2 separate regions of the Homo sapiens genome follow, and region 2 is linked to region 1. A link is an interaction called in ENCODE POLR2A ChIA-PET data of the cell type or tissue named here. Cell type or tissue: A673. All regions are shown on one strand. Each heading gives the region's core, and the rest is flanking DNA. Links, peaks and the distances in the headings are about the cores only. Region 1 holds the start of SNORA23 (small nucleolar RNA, H/ACA box 23). Region 2 overlaps ZNF143 (zinc finger protein 143).

What was found. Peaks named below come from ENCODE experiments on the same cell type or tissue, not always from the same donor. Only the 100,000 strongest peaks of a DNase experiment are listed, where the experiment ranks them.
Region 2: POLR2A ChIA-PET joins it to region 1 with 11 read pairs; 8 of 35 experiments call an interaction of 5 or more read pairs at or near these places.

Annotation. Positions count from the first base shown.
Region 1 is chr11:9,421,570-9,436,931 of GRCh38, forward strand. IPO7 (importin 7) reads left to right here. Exons shown (of 25, transcript NM_006391.3): 9 at 1,437-1,571; 10 at 2,208-2,307; 11 at 3,345-3,421; 12 at 3,577-3,693; 13 at 6,971-7,060; 14 at 7,462-7,627; 15 at 8,105-8,265; 16 at 9,306-9,434; 17 at 12,001-12,067; 18 at 12,152-12,277; 19 at 13,365-13,462; 20 at 14,702-14,797. It overlaps SNORA23 (small nucleolar RNA, H/ACA box 23), which reads left to right and starts at 7,197; the gene lies at 7,197-7,385. RefSeq lists a silencer at 7,153-7,447. In A673, for the core only: no CTCF peak of the experiment used is centred there; no DNase peak of the experiment used is centred there.
Region 2 is chr11:9,480,228-9,495,589 of GRCh38, forward strand. It overlaps ZNF143 (zinc finger protein 143), which reads left to right. Exons shown (of 16, transcript NM_003442.6): 8 at 14,419-14,538. Among named protein-coding and RNA genes, the nearest start is that of ZNF143, 27 kb to the left of the region's middle. In A673, for the core only: no CTCF peak of the experiment used is centred there; no DNase peak of the experiment used is centred there; H3K27ac peaks cover 810 bases.

The DNA of each region.
Region 1 (15,362 bases), core at 2,504-10,503:
GTGGGCTGAGATCACGCCACTGCACTCCAGCCTGGGTTACAGAGCAAGACTCCATCTCAAAAAAAAAAAATTCTTAAGAAAAACTTGTTCTAAGGCTGGGCGCAGTTGCTCACGCCTGTAATCCCAGCACTTTGGGAGGCCAAGGCGGGCGGATCACGAGGTCAGGAGATCAAGACCATCCTGGCTAACACAGTGAAACCCCATTTCTACTAAAAATTCAAAAATGTAGCCGGGCGTGGTGGCGGGCGCCTGTATTCCCAGCTGCTTGGGAGGCTGAGGCAAGAGAATGGCGTGAACCTGGGGGGTGCAGCTTGCGGTGCGCAGAGATCCTGCCACTGCATTCCAGCCTGGGCGACAGAGCAAGACTCCGTCTCAAAAAAAAGAAAACTTGTTCTATAAGAATATGGCTGTAAAGAATACAGTGACTTGGCCGGGCGCGGTGGCTCACGCCTATAATCCCAGCACTTTGGAAGGCCATGGCAGGCAGATCACCTGAGGCCAGGAGTTCGAGACCAGCCTGACCAACATGGAGAAATCCTGTCTGTACTAAAAATACAAAATCAGCCAGGTGTGGTGGTGCATGTCTGTAATCCCAGCTACTCGGGAGGCTGAGGCAGGAGAATCACTTGAACCCAGGAGGCGGAGTTTGCGGTGGGCCGAGATTGCACCATTGAGCAAAACTCCATCTCAAATAAATAAATAAATAAACAAATAAATAAATAAATAAAAATACTGTGAATTTAATATCATACTCTTGATTCAAATAAGGCATCAGAACATTTAACACCATGGTTTTGTACCATTGGTGCAAATACTCATTTACTCAAAACACAGTTTTGTTTTTTTTTTTAAAAAAAGACAATATCATTATGAAAGTAGCTTTAAACTAGTAGATCCTCTGAAATAGTCTTGGGGACCACTAGAGGTTTGTGGACCACATTTTGTGTGTCAGTGTTCTGAAACATGAAGTAGAGTTAGAACTATTGACAGATGCTAAATAGGCAGTTGACTGCTTTGGGTAAGGTTTTCCCAGAAGATGGCTTTAACAAGATAGGGTTTTCTCCCAATACTGTGGTTTTTCAATAGGTAGCAAATGGGTTAGGTGTGGTGACTTACACCTGTAATCCCAGCACTTTGGGAGGCTGAGATGGGAGAATCGCTTGAGGCCAGGAGTTAGAGACCAGCCGGGGCAACGTAGTGAGACACTGTCTCTAACAACAACAACAAAAAAAACCCCAGAAAAACGAAGATAGTATATAGTTTTCTCTTCTTTTCATTCTTAATCAGAAATGAGTTAAATTATTTTTCAAAGTATACGGTTGTTTTTCTTGATGATGAGCTTGTCATTAAAATATGTGTTAACTGTTTTTACTGGCTTGTAAGTGGTTGAAATTTCTATTTGAACATTGATTTGTGATCGAAAATTTTTTTCCAAGGTTTTATTGAAGGTGTTATATCAGTACAAGGAGAAGCAATATATGGCTCCTCGAGTTTTACAACAGACATTAAATTATATTAATCAAGGAGTTTCTCATGCTCTCACCTGGAAGAATCTGAAGCCCCATATACAAGTAATAATTTTTATCTGAAATGTTTTTATAGTAAATATAATAGAAATGACATCAATTGCCATAAAGGTTGAAAAATTGCATGTTTGTTGAGTTGTGTTACTTAGACTACTTCTGGTGATTGTTTTGAGAGTATAGCAGAAAAAGGAGATAAGACAGTGACATAAAGTTATGAGAGGTATCTTGTGAATATTCAACTTATCTTTTAATCCAAAACTGTTGTCTTCAAACTTGCAATTTAAGTTCTTAATATTGGACTATGATTATATTTTATCATGTAATTTGGAGTAGCCAAGGGACTTTATCTCACCAGATTCATTTCTAGTATAAATGACTTACCTGCTATTTCTATGAATAATTTATGTGCTTTATTTAGAGCTGTAGAATTTTATAGACTATATATATTTAGAATACTTAATTGCGACCTTTGTACACATATATCTTAAAGTTACTTGTTACAGAAAGGGGAAGTACATGTAGTTTGATAGTTGATCTTAGAACACATTAAATGCATTACTAACGTTTGATATTAAGCTTTAAAATACATATAGTGTTACTTTGGTTTTAATACTTAAAGGAAATTTGAAGGTTTAAATTTGAAAACTGATGGTTATTGTTTTCTTAACTTTTAAATTGCAGGGCATTATCCAAGATGTTATTTTTCCATTGATGTGCTATACAGATGCTGATGAGGAACTTTGGCAAGAAGACCCTTACGAATATATACGCATGAAGTTTGGTAAGGAATTTTCACGTTTTTAGAAACAAAAAATGTCAGTAATTAAGATTACAGTGATTGCATGTAGCCAACCTAGGGGGTATTATGTATCTTCTTTGTTGTTTTAATGTAATTGATCCCTTGTGTAGTCCTTTTTGGGGCTATTTATTAATTATGACATTTGATAATGATAATCTTATTTTTGGCAGACACAAATTCAATACTGTTAAGTTTTTATTACTGAATACCAAAACTGTTAGATATTCAAGATTACACCTCAACACTAAATGTCTTAACTATACTTTTGGATCTTATGTTAGCCATCATATGAGTGGGAAATGAGAAAACACATCTAGGAAGCTGGTGTCACATGAAGTCCTTGCACAGAACTAAAGAATTGTAATTTGGCTAATAATGTTGAATATTGGTCCTTATTCTTACCAAGTCATTTGTGCTTTTTGCAGCTTGTACTTTTGTGACCCTGTTGTGAAAATTCTCACATCAGTAGTGTTTCATACATACGATTTAAACTGCTGAGTTCTGAGTTAATAAATAAAAATGAAAGCTATTAGGAGGAATTCATGGATTAACATTTAATTTTCACAGGCCAGGTGCGGTGGCTAAGGCCTGTAAATCCCAACGTGTTGGGAGGCCGAGGCAGGCAGATCGTTTGAGGTCAGGAGTTTGAGACCAGCCTGACCAATATAGTGAAACCCCATCTCTACTAAAAATACAAAAATTAGCCGGGCGTGGTGGCAGGCACCTGTAAACCAGCTACTTGGGAGGCTGAGGCAGGAGAATTGCTTGAACCTGGGAGATGGAGGTTACAATGAGCCGAGATCGCCCACTGCACTCCAGCCTGAGTGACAGAGCGAGACTCCATCTCAAAACAAACAAAAGCATTCAATTTGTACAGAAAAGACATTGAATTCTGCTTTTGCAAAATTATAAAGGGATCTGGGATCATTTTCATACCTTATGTAAAGATTAAGCATGTTTTTTAATGCTTTGTTGAAGAAATTAATGTTTATTGTCTTAATTTTAAACTTGTTCTCTAGATGTGTTTGAAGATTTCATTTCTCCTACCACTGCTGCCCAGACACTTTTGTTTACAGCCTGTAGTAAGAGGAAAGAGGTAGGCTTATTTAATGTTTAGATAACTTTTCTGTATTATTTAAAATTTATTCAACTATACACTTTTTAAATGTTAGTCATGTGAGTCATTTTGTTAGTATGTTTTTTAAGGACTGTTGGCCTATTCAGTAACAATACTTTTCTCTTTTAATCTAGGTACTGCAAAAGACTATGGGATTTTGTTACCAGATTCTTACAGAACCAAATGCTGACCCTCGAAAAAAAGATGGAGCCCTGCATATGATTGGCTCTTTAGCTGAAATACTTCTGAAGGTATTCTTTAGTGTGTTTGTATGTGCATGACTATGCAAGTAGTTTTAAAAAATAAATAGCCAGCCAGGCACAGTGGCTCACTTCTATAATCCCAGCACTTTCGGGATGCTGAGGCAGGCAGATTGCCTGAGCCCAGGAGTTTGAGAACAGCCTGGGCAACATAGTGATACCCCCATCTCTATAAGGATAAAAAATAGGCCGGGTGTGGTGGCTTATGCCTGTAATCCCAGCTATTTGGGAGGCCAGGGCGGGGGGATCACCTGAGGTCAGCAGTTGAAGACCAGCCTGGCCAACATGGTGAAACCCCGTCTCTACTAAAAATACAAAAATCCGCCGGGCGTGATGGCTCACGCCTGTAATCCCAGCATTTTGGGAGACCGAGGTGGGTGGATCATGAGGTCAGGAGATCGAGACCATCCTGGCTAACACAGTGAAACCCCGTCTCTACTAAAAATAAAAATAAAAAATTAGCCGGGCATGGTGGCTGGCGCCTGTAGTCCCAGCTACTCAGGAGGCTGAGGCAGGAGAATGGCTTGAACCCGGGACGTGGAGTTTGCAGTGAGCCGAGATCACGCCACTGCAATCCAGCCTGGGCGACAGAGTGAGACTCTGTCTCCAAAAAAAAAAAAAAAAATCAGCTGGGCATGGTGGTGGGCACCTGTAATCCCAGCTACTTAGGAGGCTGAGGCAGGAGAATCACTTGAACTTGGGAGGCGGAGGCTGCAGTGAGCCGAGGTCATGCCACTGCACTCCATGCTCCAGTCCAGGCGACAGAGACTCCGTCTCAAAAAAAAATAAAAAAATAAAAAATAACAACCTTATGGAGTGTACAACTCAGTGGTTTTTAGTTTATTCACAGTTGTATAACTATCACCCCCAGAAGGAACTCTGTATACATTAGCAGTCACTCCACATATCACCCCAAATCTCCCAACCCTAGGCTACCTATAGTCCACATTTTTTCTATGGATTTGTTTATTGTGGACATTTTATATAAATGGAATCATATAATACGTAGCTCTTTGTGGGTGACTTCTTTCATTTAGTGTAATGTTTTCAAGGATTATCTGTGTTATAGCAGGTTTCAGTACTTTTTCCTTTTTGTTGCCAAATTATATTTCATTATATTAATATACCACATTTTATTTACTCATTCATTAGTTGTTTCTACTTTCTGGCTGCTTACAAATGTTGCTGTGAACATTCATGTTTAAATTTTTATGTGGACATACGTTTTCATTTTTCATGGGTATATACCTAGGAGTATGAATTGCTTGTCATAATTTGAGACACCGCAGAACCCATTTTCCAACGTAGCTATACCATTTTATATTTCTGCCAGCAGTATATTTTGATTATAGCCATCCTAGTGAACGTGAAGCATTATGTCTTTGTGGCTTTGAAATTTTTCATGTGCTTACTATCCGTTTGTATATTTTCTTTAGAGAATATCTATTCAAATTCCTTGCCCCAAAAAAATTGCTTGCCTTTGTTTTTTTTCTTTTTATTTTTTGAGATGGAGTCTTGCTCTGTCACCCAGGCTGGAGTGCAGTGGTGAGATCTTGGCTCGCTGCAGCCACCAGTCTCCCACATTAAAGTGATTCTCCTGCCTCAGCCTCCCAAGTAGCTGAGATTTCCGCCTCCCCGCCCCCCCGCCATATGCTGGAGTGCAGTGGCGCAATCTCGACTCACTGCAACCTCTACCTTCCGGGTTCAAGTGATTCTCATGCCTCAGGTGCCTGCCCCCAGCCTAATTTTTGTATTTTTAGTAGAGATGGGGTTTTGCCATGTTGGCCAGGCTGGTCTCAAACTCCTGGCTTCAGGTGATCCGCCTGCCTCAGCCTCCCAAAGTGCCAGGATTACAGGCGTGAGCCACTGTGCCTGGCCCTTGCCCATTTTTAATTGGGTTATTTGTCTTTTTATAATTGAGTTGTTAGAAATCTTTACATTCTAAAGCCAGGCACTAAGTACTCACAGAATATTTAGTCATTGTGTCTTTTATCTTTTCGTTTTTTGGAAATGGAGCCTCGTTCTGTTATACAGGTTGGAGTGCAGTGGCGTGATCTCTGCTTACTACAACCTCCACCTCCTGAGTTCAAGCGATTCTCCTGCCTCAGCCTCCCGAGTAGCTGGGACTGCAGACACCTGCCACCACACCAGCTAATTTTTGTATTTTCAGTAGAGATGGGGTTTCACCATGTTGGCCTGGCTGGTCTCGAACTCCTGACCTCAGGTGATCCACCCGCCTCGGCTTCCCAAAATGCTGGGATTACAGGCGTGAATCACTGCACCCGGCCGTCTTTCATCTTTTCTATACCTGTTCACCCATCCTTCTCTTTGTTTATAAAGTATGTATTAAAGACATTCTAATCATTTGTGGCATAGAAGGCTGAGAATTAGTGAGTTCTCTTGGCAAATTCAAGTTTATCTATTCTTACCTTTCACTCAGCTTCACTTAGTGGTAATACCTTACATAGGTAGGCAAAGTTATCAAAAACATGAAGTTGATTTTGGTATGCTACTATCAACTAATCCATGGACCTTTTTAAAGTTTCACAAGATTTCCCACTATGTCCTTTTTTCTGTTCCATGACCCAGTCTAGGGTCTCACATTGCATTAAGTTGTCATGTCTGATTATGTAAGTGTTGATATATAAGTGTCTTATGTTTTTAATGTTGATTTAATGTGCAGTTTAAGGAACTCTTCTAAAAAGCTTCTTTCCACTTAGAAAATACTCACTTTGAATACTGAGAGTGCCTTTTTAGAGAATCACTTGAATCTGGGAGGTGGACATTGCAGTGAGCCGAAATTGTGCCACTGCACTCCAGCCTGGGCAACACAGCAAGACTCCGTCTCAAAAAAAAAGAAAAAAAAAAGAGTGTGCCTTTTTAGATAGCCAGTTTATTCGTTTGAAAGCAGGATTTTTCTCAGGTTATGTTATTTTCAGCCAGAAACTTTATCAGACAAGTTTTTTCCTTATAAAAGTTTCATAGTAACAGATAAAATTAACCAAACTTACATCATTCGAACACTATTGCTGGTAAGATTTGGCATAATGGCTTTCTAATCAAGGAATATAAAAACGTGAAAATGTGTTTAGTGGTTTTTGGTGGTGAAGTTCTGGAATACGAAAATTGGTTGTGGATTCTGGGGTTCAAAGAATGAGAATAAATATATGTAACATTAATAGTCATTTTTAATAGTGTTATATCTGTTTGGAAATTGAGATGATTATATTTGGAACTGTATCAAAATAACTGTTGTTTATATTTACAGAAAAAGATCTATAAAGATCAGATGGAATACATGTTGCAGAATCATGTATTCCCTCTCTTCAGCAGTGAACTAGGCTACATGAGAGCAAGGGTATGTTTTAAAGCTGCATTATTTATATACTTTTGTCTTGTAATGAATGACTCTGTGGACTTTTATATTGAAACTTTTAAATGTTCACTTTGAAGCCTGTGTCTTATTTTAGGTTTCTGTTTAATGTAAATCTTTACATGGCTGCTGTAATGTGTGCATAGGTTTCATCTGTGTCTGGTAGCAGTGTCTGTCTGTGTTTTTCATTCAGATCTTGCTATCCACACAAACATCATGCGGCCAAAGAGTAACTTGGGATCATAGTACTGGTCTAGTGTTGTCTCTGGACACATCTACCACTGGCCAGCCTCCAAATTCCCACACACAGAACTCAGGGAATAGAGATTAGCTTGGGGGAATTTAAGGTAAGGTATCTACAGTAACTCACTGTGTTTTTACAAAAGGCTTGCTGGGTACTTCACTATTTTTGTGAAGTGAAGTTCAAAAGTGATCAGAACCTTCAAACAGCCTTAGAGCTAACAAGAAGATGTCTGATTGATGATAGAGAAATGCCTGTGAAAGTGGAAGCTGCCATTGCCCTTCAAGTATTGATCAGCAATCAAGAAAAAGGTAAAGGATTTTTGTATGTCAAGAAAAGTGAATGTTGGCCAGGTGCGGTAGGTCACACCTGTAATCTTAGCACTTCGGTAGGCTTAGGTGGGAAGAGCGCTTGAAGCCAGGTGTTCAAGACCAGCCTGGGCAACATCTCTACAAAAAAAATTTTTAAAAATTAACTGGACATAGTGGCATGTACCTGTAGTGCCAGCTACTTGGGAGTCTGAGGCAGCAGGATCACTAGAGCCCGACGGTTCGAGGCTGCAGTGTGCTACGATTGCCACTACCCTCCAGCCTGGGCAACAGATCAAAACCCTGCCTCTTATAAAATATATATATATATATTAATTGTAAAAAGCCATAATCCTAGAAACTTGGCATACTTCCTTTTTATGTGAAAGTACTTTTTTAAAAAACTCATCGATATTTGTTATATCAGGTTTTAAGAAGTTTTAGGGGTTTTACGCAAGTTTTTTACTCTTTCTCTTACAGCTAAAGAATATATCACACCATTCATCAGACCTGTAATGCAGGCTCTTCTTCACATTATAAGAGAAACAGAAAATGATGACCTTACCAATGTAATTCAGAAAATGATCTGTGAATATAGTGAAGAAGTTACTCCTATTGCAGTAGAAATGACACAACATTTGGTATGTTGTTTGAACCTACCATATTTGCAAGCATTTTAATGTAGCTCTCAGTATGTTCCAGGTTGTGTCACCAGTGGCTTGCCTTACCTTATAGCAGTCAACCTTTTTGGCACCTGGGATCGGTTTCATGGAAGATAATTTTTCCACAGATGGTCCGGGGGAGATGGCTTTGGGATGAAACTGTTCCACCTCTTATCAGACAGGCAATGGTTTCTCATAAGGGGTGTGCAACCTAGATCCTTGAATGCACATTTCACAGTAGGGTTCACGCTCCTGTGAGAATTTCCGGCAGTAATGCTCACTCACCTACCACTTATCTACTGCTCCTAACAGGCCATGGACCGGTACCAGTCCACTGCCTGGAGACTGGGGACCCCTGCCTTATAGTAGATATTTCACAGACATTACTGTGTAGCACGTAAAGCCCTTGACAGATACTTAACTTACTTAATTCTAACACAATCATGTGTCAGAATTATTCCTGTTTTACGGAGAAAATATGAGGTATAAAATGGTTTATTGCCTAAGCTAGGCAGGGTGCGGTTGGGATTTATATATGGGCCTTCATGGTACTTGTTCTTAACTACTACCTCGGGCTGCAGCATGACTATCTGCATAGTGCCCTGGAATGCTCAAAATAATCGATTGAATTTTACAAAAGATAAATCAGTGACCCCCTTGATGATTAAATATACTTTTATTTGGACATTGTCAAGTGTTAACCAGTAATATTAATGAAAACTATTCATAATATTAAGTACTTTTTATACCTTGCCTCATTTAGTCCTCGTACGGTGTCTATGAAATCCCCGAAGTGGCATGCAGAAAAGGTCAAGAGAAGTCAAGTAGCTTGTTTAAGGTCACCCAATGAGCAGACTATTTGATTATAGAGCTTAAGCTCTTTATTATCATTAATCAATTTGGAGACATTGATTTGTTGTGGTATCCCAATGAGAACGTTCTAAGAATTAAAAGTCTTAGACCAAAACATATTTATAATGCTTCAGTGACAAACTTGAGTTATATTCTCTTGAATCTAGGCAATGACATTTAACCAAGTAATCCAGACGGGGCCAGATGAAGAAGGTAGTGATGACAAAGCAGTTACTGCTATGGGAATTCTGAATACAATTGATACACTTCTTAGTGTAGTTGAAGATCATAAAGAGGTAAGAAGATGATCTAGTGTTGCAGTTTTTCAAGCCATTTTATGCTTTTTAGAGGGCTCTAATATCTCTCTGGCATCTCATGTACCATGTTTTTGCCATTTTCCCTTTTATAAAGATAAGATTGGTACATTATATTTTAAGTTCTAAAGTATTAGTAGAAGGAATAGGAAGCAGGTATTTGTTTTACCATCTTAGGGCTCAGGATTTTGGCTCCTCGTTATGTTTTCTCAGATCCAGAAATATGGTGGTTCCCAGAAAAACAAAAATATTTTTCTTAGTTTTCTTTTTCTTTGAAAAATTTTGGTTATACACATAGCATAAAATTTACAATCCTAACCATTTTTAAGTATATAGTTCACTAATATTAAGTATATTCACATTGTTATGCAACCATCACTACCATCTTCCTAGTTTTCTTCTTTTCTAGTTGTCTTTTGGAAAAGTAAGAATTGTAATAATGGATTTTTTTTTTTTTGAGATGGAGTCTCACTCTGTCACCCAAGCTGGATTGCAATGGTCACTGCACCTGACCCTGAAATTGTTTTTCTTAACATAATGGAAATATTCTAAGTGTTAAGAATGTAATAAAGTTTAGGTGATTAAGAAGTTTTGGTTATAGTTTTCTTATTATTTACTCTTTTCTGTATGTTTTAAATAACTCCATTTTTTAAAAAATCCATTATTGGGCGGCCAGGCATAGTGGCTCATGCCTGTAATCCCAGCACTTTGAGAGGCCGAGGTGGGCAGATCACCTGAGGTCAGGAGTTCGAGACCAGCCTAGCCAACGTGGTGAAACCCCTGTCTCTACTAAAAATACAAAAATTAGCTGGGCATGGTGGCGGGCGCCTGTAATCCCAGCTACTTGGGAGGCTGAGGCAGGAGAATCACTTGAACCCGAGAGGCAGACGCTGCAGTGAGCATAGATCGCGCCACTGCACTCCAGCCTGGGCGACAGAGTGAGACACTGTGTCAGAAAAGAAAGAAAGAAAGAAAAAACAATTTGAGATAGATGCAGTTGAAAGCCCTCAGGGGACCACTTCCTAACCCCTTTTCCCTACTTCCTTTCTTCCCATAGAAGTAACACTGTCATGAATTTGGTGTTTATAATTCCAATGCAGATGCTTGTAATGTATCTCTTATCCGTAAATTACATGTTTTCTGCAAGTTGCCTTTTGCAGCATGAGGTTTTTCACTAAACTTTTTTTTTTTTTTTTTTGAGACAGAGTCTCCCTTTGTTGCCTAGGCAGGAGTGCAGTGGCGCCATCTTGGCTCACCGCAACCTCTGCCTCCCAGGTTCAAGTGATTCTCCTGCCTCAGCCTCCTGAGTAACTGGGAGTGCAGGCGCGCACCACCATGCCCAGCTAATTTTTCTATTTTTAGTAGAGACAGGGTTTCACCATGTTGGCCGGCAGGTCTGGAACTCCTGACCTCAAGTGATCCGCCTCCCTTGACCTCCCAAAGTGCAGAAATTACAGGCGTGAGCCACCACGCCAGCCACGTAAACTGTTTTTGTATTCTGCCTTATAATTGAATATAAGCAGAAGCCATGACCAATCCTATAGGTGCTTTATGTTTTAACAGATTAATTGTTTATTCTATTTTAGGAATTGTAAATGTATTAAGTTCTGTATATTTGAAATGGATGTCTTGCTTTTATATCTGATTAGTGGATATTATTTTACCCTTCCTCCCCTTAACATTCTTATGGCCCTCAGGGATTTGGGATCTAATTTAGGACTATCTAGACAATTATAGAGGAATTTGTATTTCTTGTCAGTCTTGAGTTGGGGGCTGAGTTCACATTCCATGGTTCACTATATCTAATAAAATTTGAAAAACTAAGGTGACTTAAGGATTATTGAGATTCGTAGCAATAATGCCTTCCTTCGGATAATTTCTCTGTGAGTCATTGACGGTGACTTTTCAATTACATTGAGCTGAATTAATCTCTATTTGCACATAACAGATGGGCTATCTTCCAAATGGTTTTTTTTTTTTTTTTGAGATGGAGTTTTGGTCTTGTTGCCCAGGCTGGACTGCAATGGCGCTCGGCTCACTGCAACCTCCACCTCCTGGGTTCAAGCAATTCTCCTGCCTCAGCTTCCCAAGTAGCTGGGATTACAGGCACCCGCCACCATGCCTGGCTAATTTTTTGTATTTTTAGTAGAGACGGGGTTTCACCATGCTGGCCAGGCTGGTTGCAAACTCCTGACCTCAGGTGATCCACCCACCTTGGCTTCCCAAAGTGCTGGGATTACAGGCGTGAGCCACCGCGCCCGGCCAACTCCTTTATTTTCATAGTTGTTTGCATTTTTCGAGAATGTTGTTTTTTCCTTTTTAGGTAAATTAAGCTAGCCATTCCTTGTGTTTTTCTCATTGTAATGGTATTTCATTCTATTTTTATCTGAGATCACAATTTCATAATGTGTAAGTCATTTTAAAACAAAGACTTATTTTTTTCACAATATTGACTTTATATTTAAGTGTACTGAATTATAATATGCGTTGTCTTACTAAGTCATTTAGTAGGCTGTAACTGCATATGATTTTTTTTCTTCTCTTTTAGATAACCCAACAGCTTGAGGGAATCTGCTTACAGGTCATTGGTACTGTTTTACAACAGCATGTCTTAGGTATTATACCTCTGATTGTGCTAAGAATTTAGTGCTATTTCACATGAGCAAGCATTTTCCTAATGACTTAGTATTCTCTTTTAGAATTCTATGAGGAGATCTTCTCTTTAGCGCACAGTTTGACATGTCAACAAGTGTCTCCACAGATGTGGCAGCTACTACCCCTTGTATTTGAAGTCTTTCAGCAAGATGGCTTTGATTACTTTACAGGTGAGTCAAAGCAGCATGGAAATACTGAGGGTTTTCCCTGCTTTGATTTATTTGTAGCTTATCATTTGAACATACACTTTTTTTTTTTTTTTTTGAGTCGGAATTTTGCTCTTGTTGCCCAGGCTGGAGTGCAATGGTGCGATCTCAGCTCATCGCAACCTATGCCTCCTGGGTTCAAGTGATTCTCCTGCCTCAGCCTCCCAAGTAGCTGGGATTACAGGCATGCGCCACCATGCCCGGCTAATTTTGTATTTTTAGTAGAGACAGAGTTTCTCCATGTTGGTCAGACTGGTCTCGAACTCCCGACCTGAGGTGATCCGCCCACCTCAGCCTCCCAAAGTGCTGGGATTACAGGCATGAGCCACTGCGCCTGGCCTGAACGTACACTTTTGAATGTTCAGACTGCTTCACTGTTCGGAACAATTATCAGTAGAAGTTAATGCTCTCAGTGGTGATGCATGATATTGATTTCTGCTATATAATTTAGTTATTTTAGGCTTATTCTTTGTTAACACAGATACATACCCACACACCCCCTTGTAATCTTCTCCATATAAATGTAAAAATGTGTCTATAATTTTTATGTTTAAGTACAAAGAAAATCACTTTAATAATAGGTTCATTTCTGCATTTAATTATAAATGAATATGTTTTAATTAAAACTAAATGTTAAGGCCAGGCTTAGTGGATCACACCTGTAATCCTAGCACTTTGGGAAGGTGGGAAAGCACTTCAGTCCGGGAGTTCTCAACCAGCCTGGGCTATTAGACCCTGTCTCTAAAAAAAACTTTTAAAAATTAATCAGGCGAGGTGGCGTGTGCCTATAGTCCCAGCTACCTGGGTGGCTGAGGTGGGAGGATCACCTGAGTCCAGGATTTTGGTGTTACAGTGAGTTTTAATCACACCACTGTATTGGGCACTCCATCCTGAGCAACAGAGTGAGAGTGTCCCCCCTCCCCCCAAAAAAAGGTGAATGTTAGAGACAAAATGATCTCATAGATTTGCCTTTTTCTAAGGAAATTTTTCAAAAGCAAAGAAAGCATTTGTGTTACTAAAGATGTGTAACCGATGTTTTTTATTAATACAGATATGATGCCCCTCCTTCATAATTATGTAACAGTTGATACAGACACACTTCTGTCTGACACCAAGTATCTTGAAATGATATACAGTATGTGCAAAAAGGTAGGTCATTTTTATATATCAGATTTCATGAGGCTTCTGCTATAAAATGTATGAAATTGTGAAAACTCATGTGATACCACATTGTAGTAATAAACATGTAAACATGGATCTGACAGAATTAAGGGCTTTAAAAGTTAAAAGTCATTGGTCCCTAGATGCCACAGTTTTGATAAATATATGTCTTTTGTGTGCCCTCTGACACTTGGAATTTGTTTTTGAATTTTAGAGTGCCCGGAGTTTAACTAACATAGTCTTATGGAATCAAAAGAAGGAAAGAGTCAAGAACTTGAGAGATTTTTGAAAGGATTAGGAATGGATAGAGATGTTTTATAAAGGAAAAGGTTAGCAGCTATAGGTTTACAACAAGCAATAGGAAATGAATGTCCCCCTTTTGTTTGGTTGGGGAAACAAATAAACTGGAGTCCATCAATATCAAAGTCAGTGTAATTGGAAGCATTTTAATTTCTAGCAATGTCTGTTGTAGGTCGTTAGAAAATGATTTGCTCCATGAAGTTTTTAGATTTCTTTCACTCATCTCTTTCCTTTCTGAACACGAAGTCACACATAATCATCTAGTTATGTTAGTCATTTTTTACTGCCAATTATATTATTTATATTAATATTCTGGGAGCAGAGATATACCTATACTATCTACATTTCTATTCCTGAACACTTATTCATATGTTTATACTCATCTAGTTTTCACTAGCCTTCAAGTCCATGTTCATTTCTTGTCTGGAGTTTATAGGGCAACATTTGCCCTCAACAGGCTGCCTCTTCCTCCCTCCGTTCCTCTCTCCCCTACTGGTTTTTTGTGTTATTGTTGTTTTCTTTTTTAAAGAGAAAAGGGTTTCCTAGAAATGTCAACATCTTAGCTTTTTGTAGTTCTTTACGTGAGAAAGGTTAGGTGTTTTAGCTACCACCTGTGTATGAGAAGTTAGTGGTTGTCAACTTGCTGTAATCCAGAATGGCACTACAGGATAGGTGCTTTGATCACAAAGACCAAGATGCCAGAGGGCTAGACTATGAAAGATAGGAGGCAGACAGCTCCAGATCCTCACAGCTATCCAGATCCTTTAGTCTTTCATCTGTGCAATGAACATTGCAGTTATTCATATTAATTAGGGTACCTCAAGTAATACTCAGAGCCTGTACACAGGGTAGGAAATTGTTTCCTTGATTTAGATACCTGATTTAAAGGATAAAGCCTTACTGCAATTTATATTCTGTTTTGATCAGGTTCTTACAGGAGTTGCAGGAGAAGATGCAGAGTGTCATGCAGCAAAATTGTTAGAGGTCATCATTCTGCAGTGCAAAGGGCGTGGCATTGACCAGGTCAGTGAAGCTAATAATGATTTGTAGTTCAGAGGGGTAATCTTTTCCTTCCACTTTCTTTCTTCATTTTTTGGCATTTGTTGCATATTCTGTATGTTTTTGTTTATTGAGACATCTAGACAACTAATATTTTTAGTTCAAAATGTAACTAATATATAATAATGATCATATGTTTAATGTACAGGAATTGGACTAAGTTTTATGGCTACTTTGTTATCATGAAAGGTAAACTTTTGCTTAAGATTTTTTGGATAGCTTTAGTAATTAAATATCCATGGTCAGTTTTTTTGTTTGTTTGTTTTGTTTTGTTTGTTTTTTGTTTTTTGTTTTTTTTGAGTGAGAGTCTTGCTCTGTTGCCCAGACTGGAGTGCAGTGGCACATTCTCTGCTGACTGCAACCAGATTCAAGCAGTTCTCCTGCCTCAGCCTCCCAAGTAGCTGGGATTACAGGTATACACCACCACAACCGCCTGATTTTATATATATATATATATATATATATATTTTTTTTTTTTTTTTTTTTTTTTTTTTTTTTTTTGAGACGCTGTCTCGCCCTGTCGCCTAGG
Region 2 (15,362 bases), core at 268-8,267, 56 kb after region 1:
ATCAAAAATTCAAAACTTATGTTATTCAAGAATTGTTTTTGTGTTGGGATGTTCGTGTGGAGGGTATGCTTGGAGCTTGTATAATCATTGTAGTACATTCCTGCTTTAATGCTGCTCTTTATTTTCTCAGCAATTTTCTCTAATATTTTGTTGACTGTTCCTTTATAGTAGTTTTTTTTTCATTCTTCAGAGTTTTATTATATTTAACTCCTAAAGTTACTACTCAGGGTCACATTTATAACCTTGAGCATTAACATGACCACTTAGTGACATTGAGTGATACTGTTAGGGGTTATCAAGAAGATTTTACATTTATATTAATAGTAAGTGATAAAATAACAGGAATCACTGAAATCACTTGTAGAAATATGGTTCTGGCCGGGCGTGGTGGCTCATGCCTGTAATCCCAGCACTTTGGGAGGCTGAGGCGGATGGATGACTTGAGGTCAGGAGTTTGAGACCAACTTGGCCAACATGGTGAAACCCTGCCTCTACTAAAAATACAAAAAATTAGCCAGGTGTGGTGGCTAGTGCCTATAATCCTAGCTACTCAGGAGGCTGAGGCAGGAGAATCGCTTGAACCCAGGAGGCAGAGGTTGCAGTGAGCCAAGATCGCGCTGTTGCACTCCAGCCTGGGCAACAAGAACGAAACTGTCTCAAAAAAAAAAAAAAGAAAAAAGAAAAAGAAATATTATGCTTCTACGCGTTGCTGAATAGCCAATATTTCTGTTTACCAGCTGAAGTGATGCTACAAAGTGGCAATAGAATAAACACAGTTTTCAGTTCACTAAGCCCATCAGCTTTGATGCTGTGTGATTCGTAGCAAAATTTTCAGGTCTCAATTCATATTCATATTTTGTGAATGAAATGAGACTTTAAGGCAGGTGTGGTGGCTCACACCTGTAATCACAATACTTTGAGAGGCTGAGGTGGGAAGATTGCTTGAACCCAGAAGTTTGAGACCAGCCCGGGCAACAAAGTGAGACTCCATCTCTACAAAAAATTACAAAATTAGCAAGGCATGGTGGCACACATTTGTAGTCACAGCTGTTTGGGAGGCGAGGGCAGGAGGATCCCTTGAGCCCGTGGTTTGAAGTTATAGTGAGCTGATTGTGCCACTGCACTCCAGCCTAAGCAACAGAGCAAGACCCTGTTCTCCCCCACCTCCCAAAAAATGAGACTTCAGTATTTTTTATACAGTTCTATGTCAAATCCACCTAAGTCAACCTCTACTAAGATGCAAACACAGGGTAAATATGTGCGGGAGTTATAGGTCAGTGGCTTGGAGTGTTGGAGTGGCCCAATAAGTTCTCTGTCTTATTGGTAACTGACAAGTACATTTTAAAATAATAGAATATTTTAAAGAAAAGCAGTTGTAGGCTGGGTCCAGTGACTCACGCCTGTAATCCTAGCACTTTGGGAGGCCGAGGCAGGTGGATCACCTGAGGTCAGGAGTCTGAGACCAACCTGGCCAACATGGCAAAACCCCATCTCTACTAAAAATACAAGAATTAGTTGGGTGTGGTGGTGTGCGCCTATAATCCCAGCTACTTGGGAAGCTGAGGCAGGAGAATCGCTTGAACCTGGGAGGTGGGGGTTGCAATGAGCCAAGATTGTGCCACTGCACCCCAGCCTGGGCAACAGAGTGAGACTGTCTCAAAAAAAAAAAAAAAAATTTCAGAACTCAAAACGTAACTAGGAATTCAGAACTGCTGAGGCAAAATGTCATTAAAAAAACCCATTACTCTTTTTTTTTTTTTTGAGGTGGAGTCTCACTCTGTCGCCCAGGCTGGAGTGCAGTGGCTCGATCTTGGCTCACTGCAAGCTCTGCCTCCCGGGTTCACGCCATTCTCCTGCCTCAGCCTCCCGAGTAGCTGGGACTACAGGCGCCCGCCACCACGCCCGGCTAATTTTTTGTATTTTTAGTAGAGGCAGGGTTTCACCATGTTAGCCAGGATGGTCTCGATCTCCTGACCTCATGATCTGCCTGCCTTGGCTTCCCAAAGTGCTGGGATTACAGGCGTGAGCTACTGTACCCGGCCCCAACTCTTTTTTTTTTTTAAGACGGTGTCTCGCTCTGTCGCCCAGGCTGGAGTGCAGTGGCTCGATCTCGGCTCACTGTAAGCTCCGTCTCCCGGGTTCACGCCATTCTCCTGCCTCAGCGTCTGGAGTAGCTGGGACTACAGGTGCCCGCCACCATGCCTGGCTAATTTTTTGTATTTTTAGTACAGATGGGGTTTCACTGTGTTAGCCAGGATGGTCTCGATCTCCTGACCTCATGATCCGCCCACCTCGGCCTCCCATAGTGCTGGGATTATAGGCGTGAGCCAGCGCACCCGGCCAAAAAATCCCATTACTCTTTATCTGTAGACATATTACCATTTGGTATTGGTACCAGTAGACAAATAGAAGACTACTGAATGGGATTCTTTTTTTTTTTTTTTTACTGTAGCTTTTTTCTCCTTTGCCTTTTGTACCTCTTCCTTACAGACTAGATCTGCAATGTCCAATACGGTTGCCACTAGCCATATGTGGCTGTTAAGCACTTGAAATATGACTAGTCCAAATTGAGATGTGCTGTAAGTGGATTTTGAAGACATAGTACGATAAAAATAATGTAAAATATCAATAATTTCTTATATTGATAACGTTGAAATGATATTTTGGACATATTGTGTTAAACAAAATAATTACTATTAATTTCACCTGTTTCTTTTAATTTTTTTCAATTGGTTACTAGAGATTTTTTGTTTTATTTTATTATTATATTTATTTATGTATTTTGAGATGGAGTCTTACTCTCTTGCCCAGGGTGGAGTGCAGTGATGTGATTTTGGCTGACTGCAACCTCCACCTGCTGGGTTCAAATGATTCTCTTGCCTCAGCCTCCCGAATAGCTGGGATTACAGGCATGCACCACCACACCCAGCTAATTTTTGTATTTTTAGTAGAGATGAGGTTTCGTCATGTTGACCAGGTTGGTCTCGAACTCCTGACCTCCAGTGATCAACCCACCTCAGCCTCTGAAAATGCTGGGATTACAGGTGTGAGCCAACATGCCTTTTTTTTTTTTTTTTTTTTTTTTTTGGAGACGGCATCTCGCTCTGTCACCCAGACTGGAGTGCAGTGGCGCGATCTCAGCTCACTACAACCTCCACCTGCTCAGTTCAAGCAGTTCTCCTGCTCAGCCTCCCGAGTAGCTGAGACTGCAGGCACATGCCACCGTGCCTGTCTAATTTTTTGTATTTTTAGTAGAGACAGGGTTTTACCATGCTGGCCAGGCTGGTCTCGAACTCCTGACATTGTGATCCGCCCACTTGGCCTCCCAAAGTGCTGGGACCACAGGTGTGAGCCACCATGCCTGACCCCTATTTTATTTATTTATTTATTTTTTGAGACTGAGTCTTGCTCTGTCGCTTAGGCTGGAGTGCAATGGTGCAGTGTTGGTTCAAGTTATCCTCCTGCCTTGACATTCCAAAGTCCTGGGATTATAGGTGTGAACCAATTTGCCCGGCCGGAATTCTTTTTTTTTTTTTTTTTTGAGATGGAGTCTCACTCTGTCACCAGGCTGGAGTGCAGTGGCATGATCTCAGCTCACTGTGACCTCCGTCTCCTGGGTTCAGCGGATTCTCCTGCTTCAGCCTCACGAGTAGCTGGGACTACAGGCACATGCTACCATGCACAGCTGACGTTTGTATTTTCAGTAGAGAGGGGGTTTCACCATGTTGGCTAGGATGGTCTGAATCTCTTGACCTCGTGATCCGCCCGCCTCAGCCTCCCAAAGTGCTGGGATTACAGGCGTGAGCCACCACACCCAGCTCAGTAAATTTTTAATCACATATGTGGCTTGCACTTGTGACTTATTATATTTCTCTTCATTAGTGCTGGATCAGAAGTTCATGACTTCACCATTCTCTAAAATGATTAATTACCGTATTTAAGGTTGAGAACCTAGTACTTGGTTTTTTGTGGTTTTTGTTTTTTGAGACAGGGTCTTGCTTTGTTGCCCAGGCTGGAGTGCAGTGGCCTGATCTCAGCTCACTGCAGCCACTGCCTCCTGGGTTTAACTGATTCACCTGCCTCAGCCTCCTGAGTAGCTGGTATCACAGGAGCGTGCCACCATGCCCGGCTAATTTTTTATATTTTTGTTAAAGAAATATTTAAAAAAATGTTTTTTATATTTCACCTTGTTGGCCAGGCTGATCACAAACTCCTGACCTCAAGTGATCCACCTGCCTCGGCCTCCCAAAGTGCTGGGATTTCAGGCGTGAGTCACCGTGCCCAGCCTGAACCTTGCTTTTCTAAGTCTCTTTTTTTCTACCTCTAAAAGAAAGGTATTAATTAGATCCATGGTTATCTTAGGGGCAAAAGTTTGGTGTTTTTTTTTTTTTGTTTATTTTTTGTTTTTTGAGATGGAGTCTCACTCTGTCGCCCAAGCTGAAGTGCAATGGCCTGATCTTGGCTCACTGTAACCTCCACCTCCCAGTTGAACTCCTGACCTCCAGTGATCCACCCACCTCAGCCTCCCAAAGCACTAGGATTACAGGCGTGAGCCACCGCACCTGGCCAAAGATTTTTTTTTTTTTTTGAGACGGAGTCTAGCTCTGTCGCCCAGGCTGGAGTGCAGTGGCGCGATCTTGGCTCACTGCAAGCTCCACCTCCCGGGTTCACGCCATTCTCCTGCTTCAGCCTCCTGCATAGCTGGGACTACAGGCGCCCGCCACCACGCCCGGCTAATTTTTTGTATTTTTAGTAGAGACAGGGTTTCACTGTGTTAGCCAGGATGGTCTCCATCTCCTGACCTCGTGATCTGCCTGCCTCGGCCTTCCAAAGTGCTAGGATTACAGGCGTGACCCACCGCGCCCGGCCGCCAAAGATTTTTTAAGATAATATTTTTAGTGTTTTTTTTAATTCAGGTAAAGTACAAAGAAGAAAACCCAAAATGACCCGTAATCTTACTCTACGTATCTATTTTACATATTTTTAAATATAAAAGTAATCATGTTTATGTTTAGAAAATCCAAATAGTATAGATTAGTAAAAATAAAAAGTGAGGGATCTACTGCCTGATAGTAATTATTGTTAGAAATCTGCTTTGTTGTTGTTTTTTTCTCTCTCTCTTTTTTTTTTTTTTTTTTTTTGAGAAGTCTCGCTATGTCACCCAGGCTGGAGTACAGTGGCACAATCTTGGCTCATTGCAACCTCTGCCTCCCAGATTCAAGTGATTCTCATGCCTCAGCCTCCCAAGTAGCTGGAATTACAGGCTTATACCACCATGCCCAGCTAGTTTTTGTATTTTTAGTAGAGACAAGGTTTTGCCATGTTGGCCAGGCTGGTCTGAACTCCTGCCCTCAAGTGATCCACCTGGCTTGGCCTCCCAAAGATTATAGGCAGGAGCCACCGTGCCTGGCCTTGTTTTTGTTTCTTAATCTTCCTGGCAGTGCTGATGTGTCTCATGGTTCTTTAAAAATTCCTCTGGTGCCACACTTCTAGGATTGTTTCCTTTCTTCAAAGAGAATACATTTTTAAAAATTCAAGTTGTTTTTATTTTATCCTCCCCCAAGAATATAGATTATTTACATCATACAAGTTAACAAACACCAGATTGTAAGTTATAGCTGCCATGTGCATTAGGCCGTTACAGTAAATGGGATTATAAGTACTAAACCAGACAATACAATGCAATGTTTATCCTCAACCCTACTGAGTCTCTCACTCTATAATTACAGAAGCTCTGCCAGTTAGGTTCCACTGGACTACAGCATCCTGAAACCTGGTTGGTTAATAGCTTGAGCTCTAGAGCCAAACTCCTTCAAATCTCACTTCCCAGCTTTTGACCATGGGCAAGTTACATTACTAAGCCCCTCTGAGTCTCATTTTTTCTATTTGTAAATCATAGTTGATATTGAATTCATTGGATAGCCATGGGGGCCAATTAGACAGTGTACGTAAAGCAGCCACCACAGTGCATCACATAAATGCAACTGCTCAATAAATGTCAGTTAGCCTCTTTATTATGAGGTCACCTTGGAATTTAATCTTAGCTCCAGTCTTGTATCTACCTCTGGAATTTGCACCTCCTTAGAATATAATGGTCCTAGGCGCTAATTATATTATATATATATTATATATATATTATATATAATATATTATATATATAATATATATAATATATTATATATATAATATATATTATATATATTATATATATAATATATTATATATATTATATATATATAAAAGCCCTGTTTTTTGAGGTATCAGGAATCCTGTCAGGGACTAGCAGATCTCTGATCCACCCTCATCTGCCAAGGCCAGCAGCTCCAGTTCCTTTTTCTGTGTGTTTTACACAGTAGAATGCCATGTAAGATTTTATCTGCGAAAGACGTTTGACTCCTTCAGAAAAGAAAAAACATTATTGACTTAGAACAATGTGTTTTGTTTTGTTTTTTTTTCCCTGAGACAGAGTCTCACTCTGTCACCCAGGCTGGAGTGCAGTGGTGTAATCTCGGCTCACTGCAGCCTTTGCCACCCGGGTTCAAGCGATTCTCCTTCCTCAGCCTCCCGAGTAGCTGGGACTACAGGCACCCGCCACCACGCCTGGCTAATTTTTTGTATTTTTAATAGAGATAGGGTTTCACTGTGTTAGCCAGGATGGTCTTGATCTCCTGACCTCGTGATCCACCTGCCTCAGCCTCCCAAAGTGCTGGGATTACAGGCGTGAGCCACTGCACCTGGCCCTTTTTTTTTTTTTTTGAGACGGAGTTTCACTCTTGTCACCCAGGCTGGAGTGCAATGGCGTGATCTTGGCTCACTGCTACCTCCACCTCCCAGGTTCAAGCAATTCTCCTGCCTCAGCCTCCCGAGTAGCTGGGAATACAGGTGCCTGCTACCACGCCTGGCTAATTTTTGTATTTTTAATAGAGATGGGGTGTCACCATGTTGGCCAGGCTGGTCTCGAACTCCTGACCTCAAGTGATCTGCCTGCCTTGGCCTCCCAAAGTGCTGAGATTACAGGCGTGAGCCACAGCACCTGGCCACAGTATGTCCTTTATAGACAGGCAGATAGGCCCTATGTATCTTGCACAACGTTACATGGTGAGTTTATGGCAGAGCTAAGGTTATGTCTTTTTGTTTGTTTGTTTGTTTTGAGACGGAGTCTCGCTCTATTGCCCAGGCTGGAGTGCAGGGGCATGATCTCAGCTCACTGCAAGCTCCGCCTCCCGGGTTCATGCTTCTCCTGCCTCAGCATCCTGAGTAGCTGGGACTACAGGCGCCCACCACCACACCTGGCTAATTTTTTGTATTTTTAGTAGAGATGGGGTTTCACCGTGTTAGCCAGGATGGTCTCGATCTCCTGACCTCATGATCCGCCTGCCTCGGCCTCCCAGAGTGCTGGGAGCCACTGTGTGAGCCACCACGCCCGGCCAAGGTTATGTCTTAATTCTCAGAACATACATTAAGTTTAAATACCAGTGAAGTCATTTTCTATACATGGTTTTTAGAAGCTGATTAGTATTTCACTGGTGTTAGCTTCAAAATTGCCCTTGAGAGTTTTCACTTGTGATGACATATCAGATTGCTGTTTCTTTGACAGAGACTGCACATATCTCATGCTGCATAACCCTGAAATACCTGTTATAGTTTTGGTCTTTTAATTTAGCTTTTGAGTTTTGGATTCTGTCCATTTTTTCCCCTAAAACATCTGTAGAATCAGCTATTGCTTTCTATTCCACAGTCATTATCCTAGGTTTGTTTTTATGACTTCTTTCCTGCATATTTATGATTATACAAACTTCTTTTGGGCTCCCTACCTCATTTGTCTTTTCAGTCTGTTCCCCGCTATTACTGTAGTTCTCTTTCTAAAACGCAGATAGCCAGGCATGGTGGCACATACCTGTAGTCCCAGCCGTTGGGGAGGCTGAGACACAAGAATTGCTTCAACTTGTGAGGCGGAGGTTACAGTGACCTGAGATTGCACCACTGCACTCCATTGTGGGCAACAGAACGAGACCCTGTCTTGAAAAAAATTAATTAATTAACTAATTAGAATAAAACACAGAGGTGATCTTGGCTTGTCCCTTACTTAAAATATTTTAATACCTTCCTTTGGCTTTCATTGTCTAGGCTTGCTGTTCAGGGTAGTATTTATTGCTTTTCACAAACTTGGTCCTACACTTTCATTTTCATGAAACTCATTCTATTATGTAAACATAATACTCTCATGTTGTTTCCACTTCTTCTAGATAACACTCCAAACCTTTGACCATACTATTCCTTCTGCCTAGACAGCACTCCCCAGTCCTCTTCTTCAGTCTTCAAATTTCACCCCTAGACAGCTTGCCCTAACCTACATCTCCCTACTTTTGCATTTTGCCCTGTTAGATCTTTTCATAGACTCCTGTGATAACAATTATTATATTCTATTATAATCCTTCATTAATAGCACAGTTTTACTAGCTAGACTGAGAGCCCTACAAAGGCAGGAACAGTATTTTATTTATCATTTTAGAAAGTAGGTATTTTGCCAATCATTTATTAAATATTTATTATTTTAGAATGTTGTGATAGGAAGTGGTAGGGAGTTATGATGGAGGGATAGGTATAAAGGGTAGTTAATTGGAAATAGAATAAGAAGGTAGTAGTGCAAAGCAGGTTCCAAATAGAAAAAAAAAAGATTTATTTGGGAATTGAGAAGGTAAATGTTAGCCTAGATTGGAGATAAAGATCTTTGCAAGGAAACATTTCCAATACAAGGGGAGGGAATCCTATCACACCCAAATACTCTATGCATTGAGGTAAAAGCCAGAATGGCTTTTTGACTGTGTCTCCCTGGCCTTTTATTTTTCCAACTACTGTATACTGTAGGTCATTGCTATTTTTGTAGTTTTCTTTCCAGAGGTTCCTTTTGTTAGTTGGGTGTTTGTACAGGTATTCATCCTACTGTACTTTGTGAGAATGCCTTTAAGAGAGGTCTGTTTTGAGTAATTAGATACTAGTGGAAATAATTCTGTTGGACACTGCCCTTACTTATAATTCTCTTAGCATGCCAAATGCTAGTGACTTCAGCTGGCTTAGAAATAAGAAACCTTGCTGTTGTCACCCATGTCCCCACCCCACAGGCACACATTCAGAGACCTCAGTAGTTCTCCCTAAACTGAATTTTCTGACCCTTATTTTACTACCCTAAGTTCTTAAAGTCTCCACTATAGACATTAAGAATGGGAGCAAAAACAAGTACATTTTTGGAAAAAATGTCCAATACTCATCATTGGTTAGGAATTCAACATTGTTTCGTTGGCTTAACTAAATTAGATGCCAAATTCCTGGTATATGTTTCATACCAGAATCGAAGCTCCTAATAAATTGGCCTAGGAGGAAGCAATAGAATAACAGAAAAGATTCAGATATGAGTCTCTCTGGAGTTATTTGCTGCCGCTACCTAGTCTGAAGGTGTGAGCAGCTGGGCTTAGTTTGGCAGATGTGGAAAGCTGGTAAGCACTTTCATTTCATAGTGCTGTTAGAAAGGAGGGGAAGAGAATAGGAAGAAGAGTCCTTTTCTCTTAATTTGGAGTCTTCAATTGAAATCTGCCTTTACAAATCATATAAAGCTTGATGCCAATTCTACTAAAATAAAACTCTACACTTGTATATGTATTTAAAAAACACTGGGCTGGGCATGGTGGCTCACACCTGTAATCCAAACACTTTGGGAGGCTGAGGCAGGAGGATTGCTTGAGGCCAGGAATTCAAGACCAGCCTAGACAACATGACAAGACTCCATTTCTACAATTTTTTTTTTAAAAACAAGCTGAGTGTGGTGGTACTCACCTGTTGTCCTAACTACGTGGGAGGCTGAGGCAAGAGGATCACTTGAGCCCAGGAGTTGGAGGGTGCAGTGAGCTGTGATTGTGCGACTGTACTATAGCCTGAGTGACAGAGTGAGACCCTGTCTCTAAATTAAATAAAAATAAAAAATACTGAATGGAAGTAGACCAAGAAGTTAACAGTGATTTTCCCTGGATGGTGGAATTATAACACACTTAAGCTTTTTTTTTTTTTTTTGCTTTTTTTTTTTTTTGAGACAGGGTCTCATTTGTTACCCAGGCTGGGTGGCAGTGGCACAATCTTGGCTCACTGCAGCCTCAACCTCCTGGGTTCAAGCAGTCCTCCTGCTTGATGACAGCCTGGGATGACAGGCACGTACCACCATGCCCAGCTAATTTTTATATTTTTTTTGTAGAGATGGGGTTTTGCCATGTTGCCCAGGCTGGTTTCCAACTCCTGGGCTCAAGTGATCCACCTGCTTCAATCTCTCAAAAGTGCTGGGATTACAGACGTGAGCTGCCGTGCCTGGTAGAACTTTTTGTTCTTCACTATGGTATCCAGACTCCTCCAGAGTACATGTGTTGCTGTTATAATACATGAAAAAAAAATGAAGTTATTAAAATAATAGTTGATTTTTAAAGGGTTCATAGAGGCTCTTCTGTTTTCATGAGCAATAAACAGAAACTGATCTTTTTGAGACAGGATCTCATTCTGATGCCCAAGCTGGAGTGCAGTGGGGCGATCATAGCTTACTGCAGCCTTGACCTCCCAGGCTCAGGTGATCCTCCCACCTCAGCCTCCCAAGTAGCTGGGACCACAAGTACATACCACCACACTCAGCTATTTTTTTATCTTTTGCAGAGATGGGGTTCCCCCCATGTTTCCCATGCTGGTCTCAAACTCCTGGGCTCACGCGATCCTCCCACCTTGGCCTCCTAAAGTGTTGGAATTGTAGGCATGAACCACTGCACTTGGCCTAAGAAAATTTTGTTCTAATAATATTTGATTCCCATTTCTTATAGTTTTATTAAGATATATTTCACATACTAGCTGGGCACAGTGGTACATGCCTGTAGTCCCAGCTATTCAGGAAGCTGAGACGGAGGATTCCTTGAACCCAAGAACTTGAGTCTAGTGTGGACAACATAGCAAGACTCCAGTCTCTTAAAATGAAACAAGAAAAAGATACATTTTACATACTTTTTTTTTTTTAAGTTTTTGAGACAGGGTCTTGCTTTGTCACTGTAATTTTTTCTATTTTATTTCTGTATTACTTTTTTGTTTATTAAGACAGGTGTCGGCTGGGCGCGGTGGCTCACACCTGTAATCCCTGCACTTTGGGAGGCCGAGGCAGGCGGATCACGAGGTCAGGAGTTCAAGACCATCCTGGCTAACACGGTGAAACCCCGTCTCTACTAAAAACACACAAAAAAATTAGCCCGGCATGGTGGCGGGCGCCTCTAGTCCCAGCTACTCAGGAGGCTGAGGCAGGAGAATGGCATGAACTTGGGAGGCGGAGCTACAGTGAGCGGAGATCGCACCACCTCACTCCAGCCTGGGGAACAGAGTGAGACTCCGTCTCAAAAAAAAAAAAGACAGGTGTCTCACTCTGTCACCCAGGATGCGTTGCAGTGGCACAAATACAGCTCGCTGCAGCCTAACCTCCTGGACTCGCGCGATCCTCTCACCTCAGTCCTCTGAGTAGCTGGAACTACAGGCAGGTGCCACCATGCACAGCTGATGTTTTTGCATTTTTGTAGAAATGGGGTTTCACCATTTGCCCAGGCTAGTCTCGAACTCCTGATCTCAAACGATCTGCCTTCCTTGGCCTCCAAAAGTGCTGGGATTATAGGCTTGAGCCACTGTGCCCAGCCTACATACTATTTATTTATTTATTTGTTTGTTTAAAATGGAGTTTTGCTCTTATTGCCCAGGCTGGAGTGCAATGGCACAATCTTGGCTCACTGCAACCTCTGCCTCCTGTGTTCAAGTGATTCTCCTGCCTCCCAAGTAGCTGGGATTACAGGCATTCGCCACCACACCTGGCTAATTTTTTTTTTTTTTTTTTTTTTTGAGACGGAGTCTTGCTCTGTTTCCCAGGCTGGAGTGCAGTGGCGTGATCTTGGCTCACTGCTTCTTCTGCCTCCCGGGTTCAAGCAATTCTCCTGCCGCAGCCTCCCTAGTAGCTGGAATCACAAGCACATGCCACAGCGCCTGGCTAATTTTTATAATTTTTAGTAGAGACAGGGTTTCGCTGTGTTGGCAAGACGGGTCTCGAACTTCCGTCCTCAGGTGGATCCACCCACCTTGGCCTCCCAGAGTGCTGGGATTACAGTCATGAGCCACTGCACCCAGCCCTAATTTTGTATTTTTAGTAGAGACAGGGTTTCACTGTGTTTGTCAGGCTGGTCTTGAACTTGACCTCAGGTGATCCACCCACCTTGGCCTCCCAAAGTGCTGAGATTACAGGTCTGAGCCACCACGCCTGGCACAGCCTACACACTTTAAATTTACCCATTTAGAGTGTACAGCTGAGTGGTTTTTAGTAAATTGAAAAAATTGAACAATTATCACAATCTTAATTTTAGAACTTTAAAAATACCCCTGAAAAGAAAAATTTCTTGTAATTCTGTTCATATATTTTAGTGGTATGAATCCTTTTATAAATCTTGTGACATTTTCAGGGTGAACCTAGCACTGTGAGTTATGAAGGCATATAAGACACAGTTCTTGACTTCAAGTAGCTGATAGACTAATAGGGAAGAAAAGGAAACATAAATGTCTTTACAACAAGACAGTTGATTAAAGTTTCACACCAGTGATATAAGCTATATATCACAGGTTTGCTGAGGAATTGAAGAATCATCTGTGTTTGGAATGATGACAACAGGCCTCATGGAAGTAGGGAGATGGAATTTTCTAGCCAGAAAAAATGTGGAATTATATTATTCTTTGTATAGGCACTTTTCAGTCTATAATAAACATTTTCTTTTTGCCCATTGGGAATTATGCCTACTTTTTTTTTTTTTTTTTGAGACGGATTCTCACTCTGTCTCCAGGCTGGAGTGCCGTGGCATGATCTCGGCTCTCTGTAACCTCCGCCTCCCAGGTTCAAGCGATTCTCCTGCCTCAGCCTCCCGAGTAACTGAGACTATAGGCACGCGCACCACCATGCCCAGCTAATTTTTGTATTTTTAGTAGAGATGAGGTTTCACCATGTTAGCCAGGATGGTCTCGATCTCTTGACCTTGTGACCCGCCCGCCTCGGCCTCACAAAGTTCTGGGATTACAGGTGTGAGCCACTGCGCCTGGCCTATGCATACTTTTATACAAATATTTTATCAACAGATCTACCTTTATTCAGAAAATTATGGTCTGCAACATTTAATGAACATACAGTATGGGGATGACAAAATAAATAGCTTGTAATTTAACAATTACACTGAGATCTCTACTGCTTGTTTTTTAGTTGATTTATATTACAAGGAAAAGTCAAAGTCTTTCTATATTCTTGTCATCTAATGCAGGGTACTTCTCAACTCCCCCACCATTATTCTAGCCTCTGTAACTCCTCCTTTCTCTGCCTTTACCGTTCTGGGATGTGTGTAATTGTAGTAGGTCATTACCCAGAATTATATGCCATGTGTGACAGTCTGCAGAGATAGGATGTTGCAACACTGTCACCACATGGCTCACAGAGTAGAAAGTCATTCTTCCATTTTTATGATACCTTAATTTCTATTTTAAAAAGCCTTTAAAAATCAGCATTTGGATTTTTATGTTATTACATCCCAGAAAAATGATCTTCTAGTGAATATAAGTACAGAGTAGTAGTATCATATGGATTGTAATGTTTCCTTTAGGTGACTGAAATGACCTACCCCTTTCTCATTGCTTTTGAAATTGAAAACACTTTTGACATTGTTTTTGGGACACAGGTTCTAAAAAAAGGCAGGTAGATGGATCACTTGAGTATATTAAGGAATACCTGCATCCAGTGAAGATGCTACTTAGGTTGTTTTTCTAGAGTAGGAATAGATCTGTGAGCTCCAGCTGTGTATTTCTGTGACTGTCCTTTTGACTACTGTACTTTCAGAGTCACTGACTTCAACCATGCAATGGAATTAACCTGACCGACTCAGGCTGAAAGAGTCCTAATAAAGTGATGACCTGAGATTGGAAACCCACATAACAGTTTTGTCTTTTTAATTCTGAAAATCATAATTTATCTGTTTTATTTCTGTATTATTGATTGATTGATTGATTGAGACAGGTCTCACTCTGCCACCACCCAGGCTGGAGTGCAATGGTACAATCACAGCTCACTGCAGCCTTGACCTCCCCGGGCTCAGGTGATCCTCCCATCTCAGCTTCCCAAGTACCTGGGAACCACAGATGCACCACTACACCTGGCTAACTTTGTAATATTTTGTTGTATAGAGACAGGGTTTTGTCATGTTGCCCAGGCTGCTCTTGAACTCCTGGGCTCAAATGATCCGCCTACCTCTGCCTCCCCATGTGCTAAGATTACTGGCATGAGCCACTGTGCCTGGCTTAAGTAATTTAAGTAATACTATTTGTTTTATTTAGATTGTTTTACAAGGACATGCTACAAGAGTAACTGCTAAATCTCAACAGAGTGGAGAGAAGGCATTTCGATGTGAATATGATGGATGTGGAAAATTATATACAACAGCTCATCATCTCAAGGTATATATAAAAGAAATGTTCTATCTAGTTATGAGAATACCTAGGATATTAAATACTAAGATCATATTTTTGTGTAATTCAAATGCCACTGTTTTCTCCCAGTTATCAAGATACTGGCACTTGGTCACACTCATACACAGACATGTAAAAACCTATGCGGACTTTAGAGACTGTTAATTTTTTGAGGGCTTGGACTGTGTTTTTTTCATCTCTGTATTCCTAATGTCCAGGATACTACCTGGCACATGGTAGGTACTCTACATATTTGAATATATGTTGTCAAGTATGAAATCCATTTAATTATATGAGAGATATGTGTGTAATCACACATCTCTGTTAATTCACTGAAATCTAGCAAAAGTTGGTGTTAATTTGGCTTTTAAATATTTGGGCTAAGGCTGGGCGTGGTGGCTCATGCCTGTAATCCCAGTGCTTTGGGAGGCCGAGGCGGGTGGATCACCTGAGGTCAGGAGTTCAAGAACAGCCTGACCAACATGGTGAAACCCTTTCTACTAAAAATACAAAATTAGCCGGGCGCAGTGGCAGGTGCCTGTAATCCCAGCTACTCGGGAGGCTGAGACAGGAGAATTGCTTGAACCCGGGAGGCAGAGGTTGCAGTAAACCAAGATTGCACCACTGCACTCCAGCCTGGGCAACAGAGCGAAACTCCATCTCAATAAATAAATAAATAAATATTTGGGCTAAGTATTTTTATTTCACTTGCTGCTATACATAACAGAACATACCATGACTCAATAATAGCTAAGATTTGTTAAAGAACTTTCAATGTGTCACGAAGTATGCACTTAGCATATCTGGAGTAG